2 separate regions of the Mus musculus genome follow, and region 2 is linked to region 1. The links are chromatin loops, found by intact Hi-C in ENCODE. Cell type or tissue: heart. All regions are shown on one strand.

Region 1 (8,000 bases):
CAGAACTAGTGTGTGGCCTAGAATGTGGGGCCACAGTGTACCATAAGGCACGCCGCAGCCTGGGTAGCTTGGGCAGCCTTGTCCTCAGGCAGGGAGCAAAGAGGAGACCCCCAAGGAAGGGACTGTGAACACGCCATCGCCGTTAAAGATAGAGACAGAGCTGATGGGAGAGTTTGGCCAGCTGCCCAGTTCCTCTCCTCACTGCCCCCCTTTAAGTTCTGCAAGCTATTTGAAAGAGAAGACTAATTTGAATTAATGAGGTCTTGTTAAAATATTATGAACACTTGAGCAGATAATTATTCTCTGAACACAGTGTTTCCCATGGCACCTGCTGGGTCCGTGTCAAAGAACAAACTGTCTTTCTCAGGCTGTGTCCTTCACCTCTCGGAGAACACTTGAAGTCTGTTCGTGGTGGTGGTGGTGGTGGTGGTGGTGGTGGTGGTGGTGGTGGTGGTGGTGGTGGTTTTCTGTACCTGGGATGGAACACAGGGCCTTGTAAATGCTAGACAAGTGCTCTACCGCTAAGCCACATCACCAGCCCCAAATCCGTTCTTCATACAGGAGCAAATGGGAGCAGGAACCAAGCAGTATTGAAGATCCCTCTTTTGAGCAGGCGCCTGGGTGATGTTTGACTTGGATGGATGGAGCATGCGTGGGTCATCTGGTTATTCTAGCTTTAACTTTCTGTGACTCCCCAAATTCTACAGTAACTTCATCTCAGTGTGGACTTGATCGCATCTATGCAGTAGCCCTGTGTTGTTTGCGATCCAAAGAATCCACTGGGTGGCATGCAAGGCTCTCTCACCAGAATGGCCCCACCCTGGATGTGTCTGTCCCTCCTTCTCCATACCTACAAGGAATATGAGCTAATGGAGGATGGAGAAGGTACCGAGCTCTACACTTAGGACTTAGAATGTACCGAGCGACACACTTTCTGCTCTCTGGAGATGACACAGTCTTTAAGGAGGCTTCTTTGTCCTTAAGACCTGTGGACCCCCTCTAGGCTTTAAACCCCTGCCCCAACTGATCCCCAGGGAGCACCAGAGGCTCATGTGTCTGATTCCTTTTGCGCCCAGTGACACCCCTCCCCCATCTGTTGATTTCCCTGCCTAGCACGGCCCATGTTGCTCAGCTTGGTTTTTAAGGGAGTAATTGAGGAGCCTCCTGCCAGGCAGGAGTCCTGGGGTTCCTTCTGGTCATTTCTATGCTTGTATCCTTCTATGATGAGTGGATCTTAGAGAGAAGGAGGTAGACAAGGAGTCCCTGCTGGGTCTGGCCGGGAGCTGGAGGGCTGTCCCAGCAGGCTCATTCCCCAACAGGGACACCATGTGCCACAGTCCTAGCAGAGGTGCTGGGAGTGAATCTGCATGGTGTTTAGCACTGTCTTTATGTTGAGCTGCCAAAGCTGGCTTGGTGCCTTCGCTTCCTCTGTCTTTGTTGCTAACAGAACAGGATCCCTGGGCCCCACGAAGCCTTCATAAGCCCTGGCCAGCTGTGGGCTCCTGAGACTAAAGCTGGGTTTACTGTGGAGAGCAGCTCTCTGATGCTCTTCCTGACTGGGTCCAAATGGGTTCTTGGGGTCTTGGTTGGAGGCTAGCCATGGGGAGCAAAAATAAAGGGGTATCATTTCCTTTAGCAGGGTATGCCCAAAACTTTTTGATGTTCCAAGTGACATTGCCATCTTCAACGTTCATACTTAAGCTGTGTGGTTTGAGTTGTAAAAACAAAACAAAACAAAACAAAACAAAACAACAACAAAAAACAATAGCAAAGCCAACCTCAATCTTTTAAACACATTTATAAATTTGTGTTGGGCTGCATTCATAGCTGTTGTGGAGCATACATGGCCCGTGGCCCATGCGCTGACTGTATCTGCTAACCCCCTGTATAGCCGCTGTATATCCTAATGATTAAGAGTACTGCTGAAGGCGCTGGGGAGGTGGCTCCGTGTCTGAGAGCACTTTCTGCTCGTGCAGAGGTGCCAAGCTTGAATCCCAGCACCCATATCAGGCAGCTTCCAACCTCCTTAACTCTAGCTTTGTGGGATTTTATGCCCTCTTCTGGCCCCCACAGGTAGTACACATAAACACAGGCGCACACACACCCACACTATCTATCTATCTATCTATCTATCTATTTCTATTTCTATTTCTATTTCTATTTCTATTTCTATTTCTATTTCTATTTCTATTTCTATTTCTAATACTGCTCAAGACTAGGGAGAAGACTCAATCAGGAAAGTGCTTAAAGACCTGAGTTTGATCCCCTAAAACTCATGTTAATTAAAAACAAACATTGCATCCCTGTAATCCTGGCTTTATGGGTGGTGGGACATACATCCCTATGCCGTGCCCATTTCCTGGGGCTCAGTGGCTAGCCAGTCCAGCTGAGTGGGTAAGTTCGTGGGAACCCCAGAAGTGTAAGGTAGAAAGCGACTGGAGATGACACAGGACACCGACCTCTGGCCTCTATACACATGTGTACAGATGTGCACACATGGGCACATACACATACAGAACGCCTCTCTAGTCTCTGTCCTGCCCACCTGGGGCTGTGCGTCCATAGGTAAGACTTTTGTGTAAAGAGAGGCCAGGGTCATAATGCCTTGTAGGGTTAAAAGAGCTAGTATTCAAGGAATTGGCCTGATGACACACTTAACAAAGGACCCCCACTTCTGCTGTGACATTTGCTTCTAAAAGTCACCACAGAGAGGAAATGAGAGTTGGGGAAGGACGGCTGGGGCAGAACACTCAGAAATGTCTTCAGTGGTGTGAGTCTGTTTTTTTCTCTTTTAACTTTTTTTGATGGATCTTTGTGAATTTCACTCCAATCGTCTCCCTTCTCCTCATACCCACCCTCCACCCTTGCAAAGCCCCCAACAGAGCAAAAGAAAAAAAATCTCGTTGTGGCACAGTGTGTCCCACAGAACACCCCTTTGTCCACTCTTCTTCGTTTGCAAATCTTCATTGCAATGACTCCTGGGTCTGGAGCGAGGCCTCTGGCTTCTGCTTCACTATCAATTCTGGAACCTCACTGGGACTCCTCTCAGATACTCTCTTGCTGCCTGCCCCGTGTCATGGAGATCCTATAGTTTTGGATCTGTGGGACCAGCCCCTTCCGACAGTGGTACAATTCTTTAATTAAAAAAAAAAAGAAAAAAAAAAAGAACTACCTAGTTTTACACCTGCTAAGTGGTTAAGGAATCTATAAATACTAAGATAAACATGACACTCAGCCATAAAAGAGCTTTGGCTGTGCGCCTGGAAGGGTGTGGCACAGAGCCAGGGGACCTCTGCACTAGAAATGGGCATGGCAGGCTCTCAGCCCTGGAGGCTGAAAGTCTGAGATAAGTCTGATGGTGTCAGGGTCTGCTGAGGGCCTCTCTTTTTTCTTCCGGTTGGCTGTGTCCTCGCCTCCTCTCTACATAGGTGTCCTGTATGATCTGACATCTGTCTGTGACCATGTGCCCCATCTTAGGTCACTAGTCACATTGGCTTCAAGCCACCTGCAGGCTTTTCTGTCTTTAACCCTTTAACCACCTTGTTCAAGACCCTGTTTCCACACACAGTTCCTTCCATCTGAAGCTTCGGTATCTAGATTTGTTCATCTCAAGATATGGACGCGTGTGGCTTATAGTACACAGTGAACACCAAGGGGGCTGGTGGGTGTTTGAGGTAGCGTGTGTGCGTGGGTGCTTGTGTGCGCGCGCGTGTGTGTGTGTGTGTGTGTGTGTGTGTGTGTTAATCCTCACTCAGCTGCAGCCAGCCCCAAGTGCAGCTTTCTCAACACACCCAATGTTTTATTTTTAATGTATTACTAGCTGATTTAAATTTACATGGTGAGAATTAATGGAAGAGGAAAGGCATCAACACTGAAACGAAGCTCACGGGCAACGACGAAATGTGTAGGAATACCTAAAGCCAGAGCAGCAGGCTTTCAGGAGCACCACTGGTCTGAACAGGAAATGCACCTGAAACTGAGTCTGAACCTCATCCTAACAGAACAGAGTCAGGAGTTAGCTGGATCTCCTAGAGGCTTCTTACAGACAGAAATGTGCTTTAACCAGTCCCTAATGTGCGCTATGCTGAAGTTACCCATGATGCATCTGTGACACTGGAGGCAAACTTGTTTTTGATGAACATGTCTCCGCCTACTGTGATAGCTACCTAGTGTGTGCTGGGCACTGCTCAGTCTTCAGGCGACCGTGAGTCACCGTGCTAGATCTGTCCAGCGTACCCATGTGTTTCACTGAGAAGGAGAGGACAGTTGTGACAGTCACCCATCACCTGGATGGGCACAAAAGCTCCTGCCCAAGGCTTAGCTGACGGTGGTGCTGGGAAGGGGGTTTTCAGGCCCTCTTATGAGACTGAGTCTACCGTATGATGTCACCATGCAGAGTCCCAGGCTCGTCTCATAGTGTGGCTTTGGGTCTTGCACATGCCTGGGCCTGGGTAGCTGTATTAACTGTCAGCCAGGTCATTCTCGGATGTAACAGGACGAGACGAGGTGAGACTGCCCTCAGTTTCCCACCTGCCAGTGAGCATCCTGTCCATCCTTGTCATGGTGGTGGGTGAAATACATGACATGACATTTCCGTAGGGAGAATTGTCACCTCCAAGCTGACCTCAGCCTGTAGATGTCACAAGGATTATGCAGGGTGCCCAGGCCATGGAGTTAAATTGTGTGTACTCTTGCTCCCTAGTGGTGAGTCTTGGGTAGGTCCCAGCCTGAAGAAGTGAGCATTGTGGCTTTCATTTTTCAGATGTGGTACCCAGGCACCCACTAGGTCCCATCTGTCACTCAGGGCAGCGGAGAGTCCCATCCTTAGCTCCTTTCTTCTCTCCGATCCTAGTGGTTGTGGTTTCTGTAGGTGTGCTCCCTGGGGAAGTTTGTGTCCGGGATTGGGCTAGAGTTAACCAGATTGTCCTGGTTCAGAGCAATCTCCACACACCACCCTCATTTCTGACCCGACAGAGAGGTTCCTGGCATCAGCCTCAGCTAACAAATGCTTTTAGAAGGACTGAAAGTTCCACCTCACTGCCCTGATTCCTCACAGGGAAGGGAGAAAGTTCCATCGAGCCAAAGTGACGTCATGGAACAGACACAGGGAGGAGCCCAACAGAGGTCTGCCTTGTCTCTTCCTATGAGGCAGGTATACTGTACTTCTGCCATCGACATGTGACAGCAGAGTAGGGAGCAGGGAAGGGTCACTGGAGGTTATCAGGGCATTGCCTCTAAGGCTTGCTTGACAGACTGACTGTCACTCCAGACCCACCAAGACTATGACACAAAGCCTCCATCCTTGTGCATATAGTTGATCTTTCTGGAATGGCCAGTCGCCCTATGTGTGATCAGCCACCCAAAGCAAGAACTTGTCATTGGATGTGACTAAGATTAGCCAGGGTGGAGGCCCAGCTTCTCTTCAAGAAATACCCACTTCTTCACCACCCAGATAGGTTGAAGGGATGGCCTTTGGTTGGATGGTGGCTACACAGGCAATGGCTAGGCCCAGGGCTGGGCCAGTCACTCTCCATATTCAGCTGTGTGCCTATTCTGAGCCATTTGCAGGCACCAGCTCTCATTCTCTGTCCCTCTGACTATTCCCTGATGTTCCGGGGCTATCATTAGCACTGCCAGGACCCAGAGGGGAAGCAACCTGCCAACCATCACAGAGCCAGCCAGGGGTGGCAGCTGGGCCACCCTGTTCCAGAATGCCCGCTCTTTTGACCCCTTTCTCACACCTGCCTGATTTGCTTGTTAAACTTTAAAAAACATTAATTAGTGGCCGCTGCCACGTCAGATGGCCTGCTCAGCACCCCTGGAGTTCCTTCGGTAATTTCCGGTCTCTCGGAGAAAGAAGGACCACCCTGAGTCCACAGGTCTTAGGTCTCATGGCCATCGTTGCCTAGGGCTTGAAGGAGGAGAAATGAGGCCAGAGAACAGGCTGGAGGGAAGTTATTTTTCAATCAAGTTGGGCTTTGCCTTGCTAATCCTTCTCCTCTGCAGGGGCCAAGGGCAGACAGCTCTTCCCAGCATGGGGACAGCTTTGGCCCTGAGATTGGGACCTCCCCCCCCCCAATCTGCAATAAACAGAAGAATGTGTCTCAAAAGACACCCAGCTGCTCCTAATGAAACTAAGAGCTGAGAAGTGGAGAGAGGGAGAGAGAAAGAGAGGGAGAGACAGAGACAGAGACAGAGAGACTGACTGTCAGCCAGGAAAAGCCCAAGATCCTCTGGGTGACACCAATCCCTCCAACAACTGGGAATCTGTTCAAGACCTTTTGAATGGAGTTTTTCCCTGTGTGGGCCTGGGCACTAAGTTCCCTTGCAGGTCCCAGTCTCAGGTTCTTCCTATGTGATGTGGAGATCATAACATACATCTCAGAAATGCATATGCACATGGCGTGCTGAAAACACATGTTCCACACATGCCTTCACAGTACACACAACTTAAACACGTGTTCTGGGTTCCGTACCCGAGGCTCTTAGAGGATTTGAAGTTTACATTCAAGGTCCTCTTTATCATAGATGTGTTCTGTTTATGAAAATGAAGGTATTCCAAACCAAAGAAGCTTGGAGCAAATGTGTTTTAAAGAGTGCAGAGACTGGGCTGGCTCAGGGGGCAAAGGCCTTGATATTGTCAGCGTGAAAACCCAAATTCAATCTATCAGAACCCACATTTTACAAAAAAAAAAGAAAACCCAAAAAAAAACCAAAAAAAAAACTCGACAGGTATGGTAGTGTGCGTTTGTCATCCCTGCGTTGAGATAGAGAGAGATGGGATCCCCGGGTCCTCACTGGCCAGCCTGGCCATATTGTCAAGTCCCAGGTAGAAAGTGAGAGACCTGTCTTAAACAACAACAACACCCAAACCCCAAAAAACAAGGTACAACACCTGATGTTGAACCCTGGCTGCCACACATGTGCACATACGCATGTGCACCAATGCATACACATATATACACGCATACACATATACATGTGCACCAATGCTCAAACATGAATACACATATACACATATGCATGCCCACCAATGCACACACAGGTATACACACATACACATATTCATGTGCACCAGTGCTCAAACATGTGTACACGCAAACACATATGCATGCATACCAATGCACGCACATGTATACATACATATATACATACACACACACACACTGTTTCTTTTAAAAAACAGTGAAAAGCCTCCTCGAGTAGAAGTCAAGTCCCGTTTTACTCTATATATTTTACTGGCTCTGAGACAAGAGTCATTTCCCAGTGGAATAATGAGATTCCATCCACAAAATAGCCGTCAAATGCAGTTGTAAAGCTTTTCCAAATGCAAGATGGCGGAAGTGTTTTATTCTCATCCCCTGAAAACCAAGATGCCATCGGCTGTGGCCTTCGCCTCCTTTCCTGACAGGAGATCAGCTCACTGTGCATACCAAATGCACAAACCTCACCACATGGCAAACAGCAAGGAACACTCAGCAATCTGGAGGTCAGGGGGGGGCGTTTGGTTTCCCGGGGTCCCTTGAACAGACTTCCTGTGCCGTCTCTGAGGACTAGCCTCTAATGCCTTTTCAAGGTCTCTCGGTCCCTGCCACCTCTCCTGGTGCCTGTCCTTGCTATTCCACCCGCCCCACCTGCTTATTCCCATACAAACCCTGCATCATGGTCCAGAGTTGCTGGCTTAGCCCCCTGTTTCTTGAGGCCCCAGGCAATATCCAGGATTTACGAGTCCTGCGAATGAGAGATCTCCTTCCTTCCTTCTTTCTTTCGTTCTTTGCTTCCAAGGCTGGAGACTAGCTAGCTGATGTAAGAGGGTGATCTGGGTGGCTCCCCGACCCTGGGCTGTCCAGGATTCGTCATCATTTGTATCCAGCTTTCAGCTCAGTATTTGCTGAAGCTGCTGACATTGTGGGCAGAATATAGTTGTTGTAAGGACTTAAAAGGAGAGACACCATTCCTGACAGCCTGTTGCCTGTGGCTGGACTACTGAATCATCTTAT
Region 2 (8,000 bases), 56 kb after region 1:
AGGAGACCTGGCTCAGCTCTATCATGAAGTAATTGTGTGGCCTTTGACAACTGCTGCCCAATGACTGTCACTGTGGTCATTTGTGAAATGGTTGGCATGGCTCCTTCTGTTAGGGAGTGGTGATGGAGCTCCCTCTCCTGGAACACACACACACAAATGGGGACCTCCCTGATGTATTATGGGAGCCTTTATCTGCGGATGGGTTGTGGGGTTGAGGTTCAGGATGGTCTTCCAATCATAGGGACCCCACCAATAACCATCCTGTCCCTTTCTTTCCTTCTGCAGGACTGGCACCAACTCCTCTGGAGAAGCTGTGCCCCTGGGGAACCAGAGCCCGCCCAACGACTCTCTGACGCAGTTTGTACAGCAGCCCGACGTGATATATTTCATTCTCTTCCTCTGGCTCCTCGTTTACTGCTTACTGCTCTTCCCACAGCTTGATGTCAGCCGGCTCTGAAACATGTGTCTGGAGAATAAAAAGACAGGACCCTGGCCAGGGCGGAGTCTTTCTACCGCATCTTACTGTCTGTTCAGGGTTGAGCCACCTGTGCAGAGATGGAAGACGGCAGAGGGAGCACAGGCCCCACACCCCCTGTTGCTGTCCGGTTCAGTCTTTGCTCACATGTCCTCTGATTCTCTAAGCCCCCCTCCCAGCCCCCCCCCCCCCCCGAGAGCATGCTTTCTTTCCAGACTGTGTGCTCCCAGCTCAGGTTTGAGGCTGGATCTGTGGACGCGATTCCTCCTTATGTGCCTTGTTTGGTCAGATGCGAGTCCTTACTAATGTGTACCCCAAACCTGGGTCTTAACATGTGCACATGCAGGTTCCTAAGGTCCTGGAGGAGCTTGAGTTACTTCCTTTTATCTCAGGGGAGGGCCTGCCCAACTCTGAGAAAGAGCGGAGTCTGTGGTAGGAAGAACGGTACCCTGTTTGCCTTCAAGTGTGAGTGTTTGAGCGATAACCTGCCCCAGCCTGGTCATCCATTGCTGGGGACTTAAACAGCACATACCTGCCCGTTCACTGGAAATTACACCCGGCCATTGGCAGACTCCAAAGAAGAGGGTGTTTCTGCCAGGTTTGTTGTGAGCTACAACCCATTCGTCTTTCACCTTGGTGTTCTTGGAGGGTTGCGTTTTTAATTCGCCTTTTTATTGATTGAATTGAGGTACGGCTCTAGTTTTAAAACCTGCCCATCAGTAGGACCTCCTATCAGATGAAAGCCAGTCTAGATTTGCATGCAAAGCAAGGCTCTGGCTGACTGGGGTAGCCCTGACTCTCCCTTCCTCTGCTGAGTCTTCTGTATGGAACCTGTCTTTTTTGAGGGGCTGCATGAGGTTGCCCCAGGGGGCTGGAAGTGGCCCAGCCAAAATAAGCTCCCACAAATGGTGGCGCTGGGAGGGTTTCTGCAGGTTTCTGGGCTCAGGAGGCATTCGTACCTTGGCACCAGCATCCTTTGCGGTCAACCAAACAGAGATCTTGCAAAGGCTTTCTGGAAAGGACCAGGGTATAGGCTGGGGCAGGCAGGTTGCAGGAAGAGAAAGGTTTCTTTTCTCACCCTCCTGTCTTCCTCGGCCCCTACCTACCCCAGTGTCCCCTGTCCACTTTGCGAAGGCTCAAGTCTGGCAAAGCTCCAGCTTCTTCTTGCCCTTGCTATCCCTCTCAAAAAGCACACACTAGCAGGGCGTGGTGACGCACGCCTTTAATCCCAGCACCCAGGAGGCAGAGACAGGCAGATTTCTGAGTTCGAGGCCAGCCTGGTCTATAAAGTGAGTTCCAGGACAGTCAGGGCTACACAGAGAAACCCTGTCTCGAACCCCCCCCCCAAAAAAAACACACTAGGCAGCCCTTATAAAACCACAAACCGTTAGTCCAGAATGGGCCTCAGGGAGCATCTCTGAACTCAGAGAGGCAGAACAGGCTGGCCAAGGTCACACAGCCTATCACAGACTGGTCACTAGCCCCCAGGCCACTTGGCCCCCGAGTCTGGAACTATTGCTTTTTCTTTGTAGAAAACGTCCAGCCAGGTACACAAATGTCCTCACTCAAACACAGCCGTCCTTTTTAGACCTTTTATTAACCTCCAAGCTTAGCCTGGGCTCCTTCTAGAATGTTCTTGACGGCTGTAAAGGCTTATGTGTTGGTTACTACTCTTGTTGCTGTGACAAAGCAACTGAGAAAACAACTTAAGAAGAAAGGAGAGGGTCTAGGGGCTCACAGCTCCAGGATGCGATCCATCATACAGCGGGCATCGTGGCAGCAGGAATGTGAGGGGGCTAGTCATGTTGTATCGGGAGGCAGAGGAAGGGGAAGGGGGGAAAGAGTGTGTGTTAGTTCAGGTTGGGACCCCCAGTCCAGGGGATGGTGCTGCCCACATTCAGGGCAAGCCTTGCCTCTTTCTGGAAAGACCCTCAGAGTCACTTCCAGAGGTGTGTTTCCATGGATACAATGGGAATGAGGCATCACATCTTGCATCTGACATGAACGCTGCTCTTCACCCAGGAGTCATTCTCCTTAAGCAAACCAACGACTCAGACAATTTACATAGCACATTGAGTCAGGACAGTTAAAAACTTGGCTTCTCAGCCATTTTGATTGGCGTCTGCCTCCCCCTCCCCCCAAAAAAGAATTGAAGCTTTCTAAGAGGAGAGAGGTTGGGGGCTTGGAACACTTCCAGGTTAAAGGCCCAAAGCTCCAAAGAAAGTGAACGACTTAATGAGCTCCCTGGTCCCATTGGAAGTTCAAAAGTACAGATGATAAAGGTTTTATGTGTGATGTTTTATGACCTCGCACACTGCAGGGTCCTTGCCCAGATGAGGTACCAAAGAGGAGCTGGCCCAGATGTGAATCGTTTATTTTATGGGTCTAGACCTTGGTCCGAAGTCTGCGCATACTGCTTCTCTCGCCTCCTGTGGCTTAGAACAGCCTTTAAAACTACTACAGGCAAGATGCCCAAGCATCATTCGGCTCAAACTGGCAGGAAGTTGCTAGTTGAAAGGGAAAAATAATCTCACTTGAGTGTAGGGGCATGTAGAAGAGACCACTTATGGAAAGCTGCTGGCAAGCTGTTGGTCACTCGACATCTTTTAAAAAATTTATTTTTAAAGAGTGAGTGAATGTGTGTGTGTGTGTGCGCGCGCGCGCGCATGAATGCAGGTACCCATGGAGGCCCTAAGAAGGCATCAGATCCCCTCTGTGGGTATGAAGAACTGAATCAGGGTCCAGTGCAAGAGCATCATGTGCGCTTAACTACTGAATCACGTCTCCAGCCTTGCTTAGTTAGCATCTATTAAATAAGAAAGTGCTGTAGGTTTGAAACAAGGGCAGCTGCCCCTGAGGCTCATTTGTGGTCATAGTCCCTTTTGTCTACCTTTCAGCTGTTTCTCCTACTATTCCCTTCTGTGTCCTCTCTTCCTCTTCCTTCTGTGTCCTCTCTTCCTCTTCCTTCTGTGTCCCCCCCCCCTCTGTCTGTTTTTCACCAACTTTTCGAGAAATGGAATGTGAGAAATAAAAAGCTTTAGTTTTGTTTTGTTTTGTTTTGTTTTGTTTTGTTCCATGACTTAACATGTCTGTCTCCTGCCCTACTGTGTGGCTGGGTGTAGCTCCGCAGGTGGCAACATAGCCCTTGCTGCTGCTTTCCAGTGGCAGACTTAAGATTCCGATGCCGTTTCTGCCCCATGCCTTTGTACAAGACAAGGACTCTCCCTTCCCTGGTTGACATCCCCAGTCTCCTTTCTCTTGGTGGCCTGACCTGAGTGTGTCCTGTCCTTTGCTGTGGCACCTATTCTGGGTCCTCATGGGAAACTCCTTAAATCCTCTTACAATTTCTTTCTTTCTGAGCCCCTGGCTGCCCCAGTATGGGGCCTCCCTGGCTTGTCTTCTAACGTTTTTTTGTCTCTTAAATCCCTCACCTCTGTCTGTATCTGCTTCTGAGGGGATTTGCTCCATCTTCTCTTTCCAAGAATGTTTTATTTTTAGCTTCTAAGACTTCTTCCTTGTTCTCTGAGTTTTGTTGTGTAGCCTCCTGTTCTTGGTTCAGGAGTGTGAGTCTTCTTTGTGGCTGACGCAGCTGTTTGGGGGGAGGGGGGACATTGTCTGCCCTCAGATGTGCCTTTGGGTCCTCTAAGGTCCATTTTTCTCGGTTGAGCTGGGTCGCTGTCTCTCACATTGTGCACAGATACCTGCATCTACTCATGTTTCAGGGCGATACACCCAGGAGCTGGCAGGATGTTCTGACAACCATCTGGTAAGGTTCTGTCCAGTGTCGCCCAGTGAGCTGGCTTAGCTCTGAGAGGCTGCCATGTCAGTAGTTAAATGTTTCTTCTGGGGCTTATTCCATTTCCTTACAGAGCTTCCTGCCACTCCTCTGCCTGGAAAAGAGGGATACACACAGGGCTGTTAGCCCATGTAGTACACTTGTGCAATACTAGTAGTGGTCCCCCTCTGGGCAGAAGCCACCCACCATCCATATTTGGTTTAGTTGGCAGAGGACAGCTGTTTTCTCTATCTCTGAGCAGACACAGCCCTCAGGTAAGACAAAGCATGGGTTTTAACCCCCACATGCTCCCTTGGCCAGGTGCCTTAGTGTCAAGCACAAACCATAGGATGGGACCCAGATACCCCTGAGTTCTGTGTTCTGGCCTTGAAGCAGGCAGTCTCAGGAATCACTGTGTAACCACTTGAAGCTGCTCCTGCCTTGCTTCTGTCCCTGGGCTGTGCCCTGCGAGTCCTCTATGAATAGGAGGCAAGACAGTCATCTGGCTGCAATGAGAGGGCAGGAGGCCCAAGAATCAGCGCTGTATCTCACCTTGCAGTCACCATCCCAACCCACAAGCTCATCTTGGGTGCCAAGCTGGGCAGCTCCTCATTGCTGCCCCCTGCAGGCACATGGTAGGGAGGACCCTTCCCTGCCTCTTTCTCAGTGGTCTTCTTCAGCTTTGAATGGGTGGTGCCTGTGGCCTTTGGCTTATCTTTTCCAGTCCGTGGCTCTGGAACTTTCTCTTCCTTTGCACTTCTTCCGACAGGGGAAGTAGGCAAGCACAGATGCTCTGTACCCCATCCTCTGTTTAGCTTTATTACTTTTCAGTTTCATTGTTTTGGGGGGGAGGGGTTGGAGGAGTGTGGTCTTACTAAATAGTCCAGGCTGGCCTTGAACTCTTGATCCTCTTTCCCCATCTTCCCAAGTACGAGGTTACCCCGGTGCTTGGCTTTTGTGTGCCATCTTGACCCATAAATGCCTTTGGGTTTTCTGGCTGGTGGGTTAGGTGGCTCGTGACCCCACTGACTTCACTGTGAACCTGTCTTGAATGAATCTGCTGAAGCTCTGAGACATGAAGGGCCCTGGGAGCATCGGGTGGCACAAGAACGCTGCGTTCACAGGTCACGGCTCAAGGTGTTCGCCTTTCTCCCTCCTTTCAAGTGTTTCCAGCTTCTCCCACAGAACACGTAGATCTCCCAAATCCTCGCCAGATGTGGTCTGTGTGGTCACATGGATTTTAGCCCTGCTGAACCCACACCCCAGCCCTGACTCTCATGTAGGGAACAGCTTATCCACACTAGCATTTGCCAGACAGCAGACAAGGTTCTCTACCAGCTGATGTCTGGAGTTTGGGTAGAATTTCCTCCTAAAAGCTGTGGCTTTTCCTAGCTGTTGGTGACAGGACCAGGGGACTACTGGTCAGGTGTGACTTTGGAGGAGGAATGTGCTTCAACAGACTCTCTAACCCAGGCTGTGTTTCTCCACAGCTGGGCTCAGCTCAAATCCAGCAGCCCACCTGCGCTGTAAGCCATGCACCTAGAAGCCAAGGACTCTCTAAGTCCTAGTCTGTTTGGTGGCATTGGGGGCCATGTGAAGGTCCAGAGGTCCAGCACCATCTTTAGAGAAGGTGTGGAGGACCATGAGTCTTCAGCTGCAGTACCAGTCCAGACAATTCAGTAAGATGTTAAAAAAAAAAAAAGGAAAGACTCAGTACCTATCTTGCCAGTGATTTGGGGATGGCTATTCCTTCCCAATTAAAGTTTGTATAAAACTCCAGCCACCCTCAGTGAGGCCTCTGAACACCTCTGGTGCACATCTCGCCAGAAGTCAGCCAACGAGTGGATAGGATTCCTTGGAAGAACATCATGAACCTGGCTTCCATGGTGAGAACTGTTGCCTTCTGTGGATGTCATTGGCTTGGTGATGTCCGCTCCTTCGTGTGAGTTCATCTTTTCCTCAAACTCCAGAGGGTTCAGTGTAGTCTGAGGTCTGGCCTCCCTCTCCGTCTTGCATGGAGACGCTGCCCTTGGGAATCTCCACTGGCTTTCCTGTCTGGACTCTTGATGAAGCAGATGCAGCATCCAGGGACTGCAGCTGAGTAGCGGCCAAGTCTTCTAGCCTTTTGTCCTGGTGAGGCAGCTGTTCTCATGAGCACATCTGGGATCTAGGTCGAGTAGAGACTGTTGGTGTCTTTTTCTTATTGGCTGAAAATTGCTATGGAGGTTTCCCTTACCCATCACCCCAGAGCACTGTGCCTCCTTCCCCGATGACGTTCACTTGACCATGGCTTCTGCCAGCTTCTCTCTAGCCCCACACTACCAGACTTAGCGTCAGCTGCCCAGTCTTAAATCTAGCAACTTTTACAAGAGGAAGTGTTAAGCCATTGTATACTTGTAAACTCACTTGGCCCTGCCAACAGTCCAGGAAAGTGTTTCCCTTCAGGAAAGATCAAAAAAAACCACTGGACAGAAAGATAAGGTGGTCACAGCCTAGAGCCAGCTAACTCTGACTTTTCGTGATTAACTTTACTGCTTAGAAAAACAAGGCAATACCCTGAGGAGACTCTGATTCTGGGGCACCAGTCCATTTGGGAGTTGTGGGTGGGATTCTCGGAGCCAGCCCTTCCTTACCCTGGTACCCTATCCCCACCCCACTGTCTTCCTGCCAAGTTTCTATGCTTTGACCCAACCTGTGTCATAACCGCTTAAGTCCCTGGGGAGCACATGATGCCCATGGTTGGCCTTTAGCTTGTAGCAGTAAAATCTCACATCCAAAATTGAACACACACCCCTCGGTAGCTTCAGTCAATACTGAGTCCTGTCCCCGGCTGCTCTCCCCAGTCTCCACCTCCAACTTATGTTTCTCAGAGAAAGAATTCAGGCTTTCTCCTTCAAACACAGACCTAGAGAAAGGGATGGGTTTAAAAGAACACAGTGGAAAACGTGTTCAACGCCAGCCCTGGTGATGCACACCCATAATGCTAGCTCTGAGGAATCTAGAGCAGGAAGGTTGCCAGCCAGGATTAAGAAGTGAAATCCTATCTCAAAACAAAACAAACTGGGCGGTGGTGGCGGCGGCGCACGCCTTTAGTCCCAGCACTCAGGAGGCAGAGGCAGGCAGATTTCTGAGTTCGAGGCCAGCCTGGTCTACAGAGTGAGTTTCAGGACAGCCAAGACTACACAGAGAAACCATGTCTTAAAAAACTTAACAAAACAAAACAAAAACAAAAAACCAAGACCCAAAAACAAAGGAAAGGAAAAACAACCCACAAAAATAAACTGTAAAAAAGGACTTTGGTTTTAGTGTGTGCGAATGTTTTGCCTGCGTGCACATATTTGTATTGTGTGTGCAGTGCCCTTGGAATGTAGAATAGGGTGCTGGAACCCCCGGAACTGGAGTTACGGATGGTTTTGAGCCACCCTGTGAATGCTGAGTGCCAAACCCAGGTTGTCTGTGAAACCTTCCAAATCATTAAAACGGGTAGAAGACCACAACTCCCTTGGATGAAGTTATAATCACAGGGATCCATTTTTTTTTAAGTTTAAAAGTCATGAATTTTGCATTGTTATTTTTTAAAAAGGAAGGGAGAAAAGATAGGAAACCCTTACTTGTTTCAGTGACCTCAAAAGTCAATAGGAACAGATTCCAAGGCTGCGTGGAAAGGACAGCCATAAAATGCCTGTGTTCTTAAACGCCGCATGAGGGTTGAAGCGTGTTTTATTTAAAGGAAATTTGGGGAGTTCCCAA

What was found. Peaks named below come from ENCODE experiments on the same cell type or tissue, not always from the same donor. Only the 100,000 strongest peaks of a DNase experiment are listed, where the experiment ranks them.
Region 2: it touches region 1 in a loop (2.0-fold over the local background); 8 of 42 quality-filtered maps call a loop at or near these places.

The regions. Positions count from the first base shown.
Region 1 is chr12:104,820,090-104,828,089 of GRCm38, reverse strand. All of the region lies in intron 1 of Clmn (calmin), which reads left to right. Among named protein-coding and RNA genes, the nearest start is that of Clmn, 41 kb to the left of the region's middle. In heart, no CTCF peak of the experiment used is centred here; a DNase peak (open chromatin) is centred at 3,289; H3K27ac peaks cover 2,335 bases; H3K27me3 peaks cover 61 bases.
Region 2 is chr12:104,764,249-104,772,248 of GRCm38, reverse strand. It overlaps Clmn (calmin), which reads left to right. Exons shown (of 14, transcript NM_053155.2): 14 at 286-8,000. The coding sequence ends at 457. Among named protein-coding and RNA genes, the nearest start is that of Dicer1, 16 kb to the right of the region's middle. In heart, CTCF peaks have their summits at 136 (motif pointing left) and 4,881 (motif pointing left); DNase peaks (open chromatin) are centred at 6,308 and 6,938; H3K27me3 peaks cover 420 bases.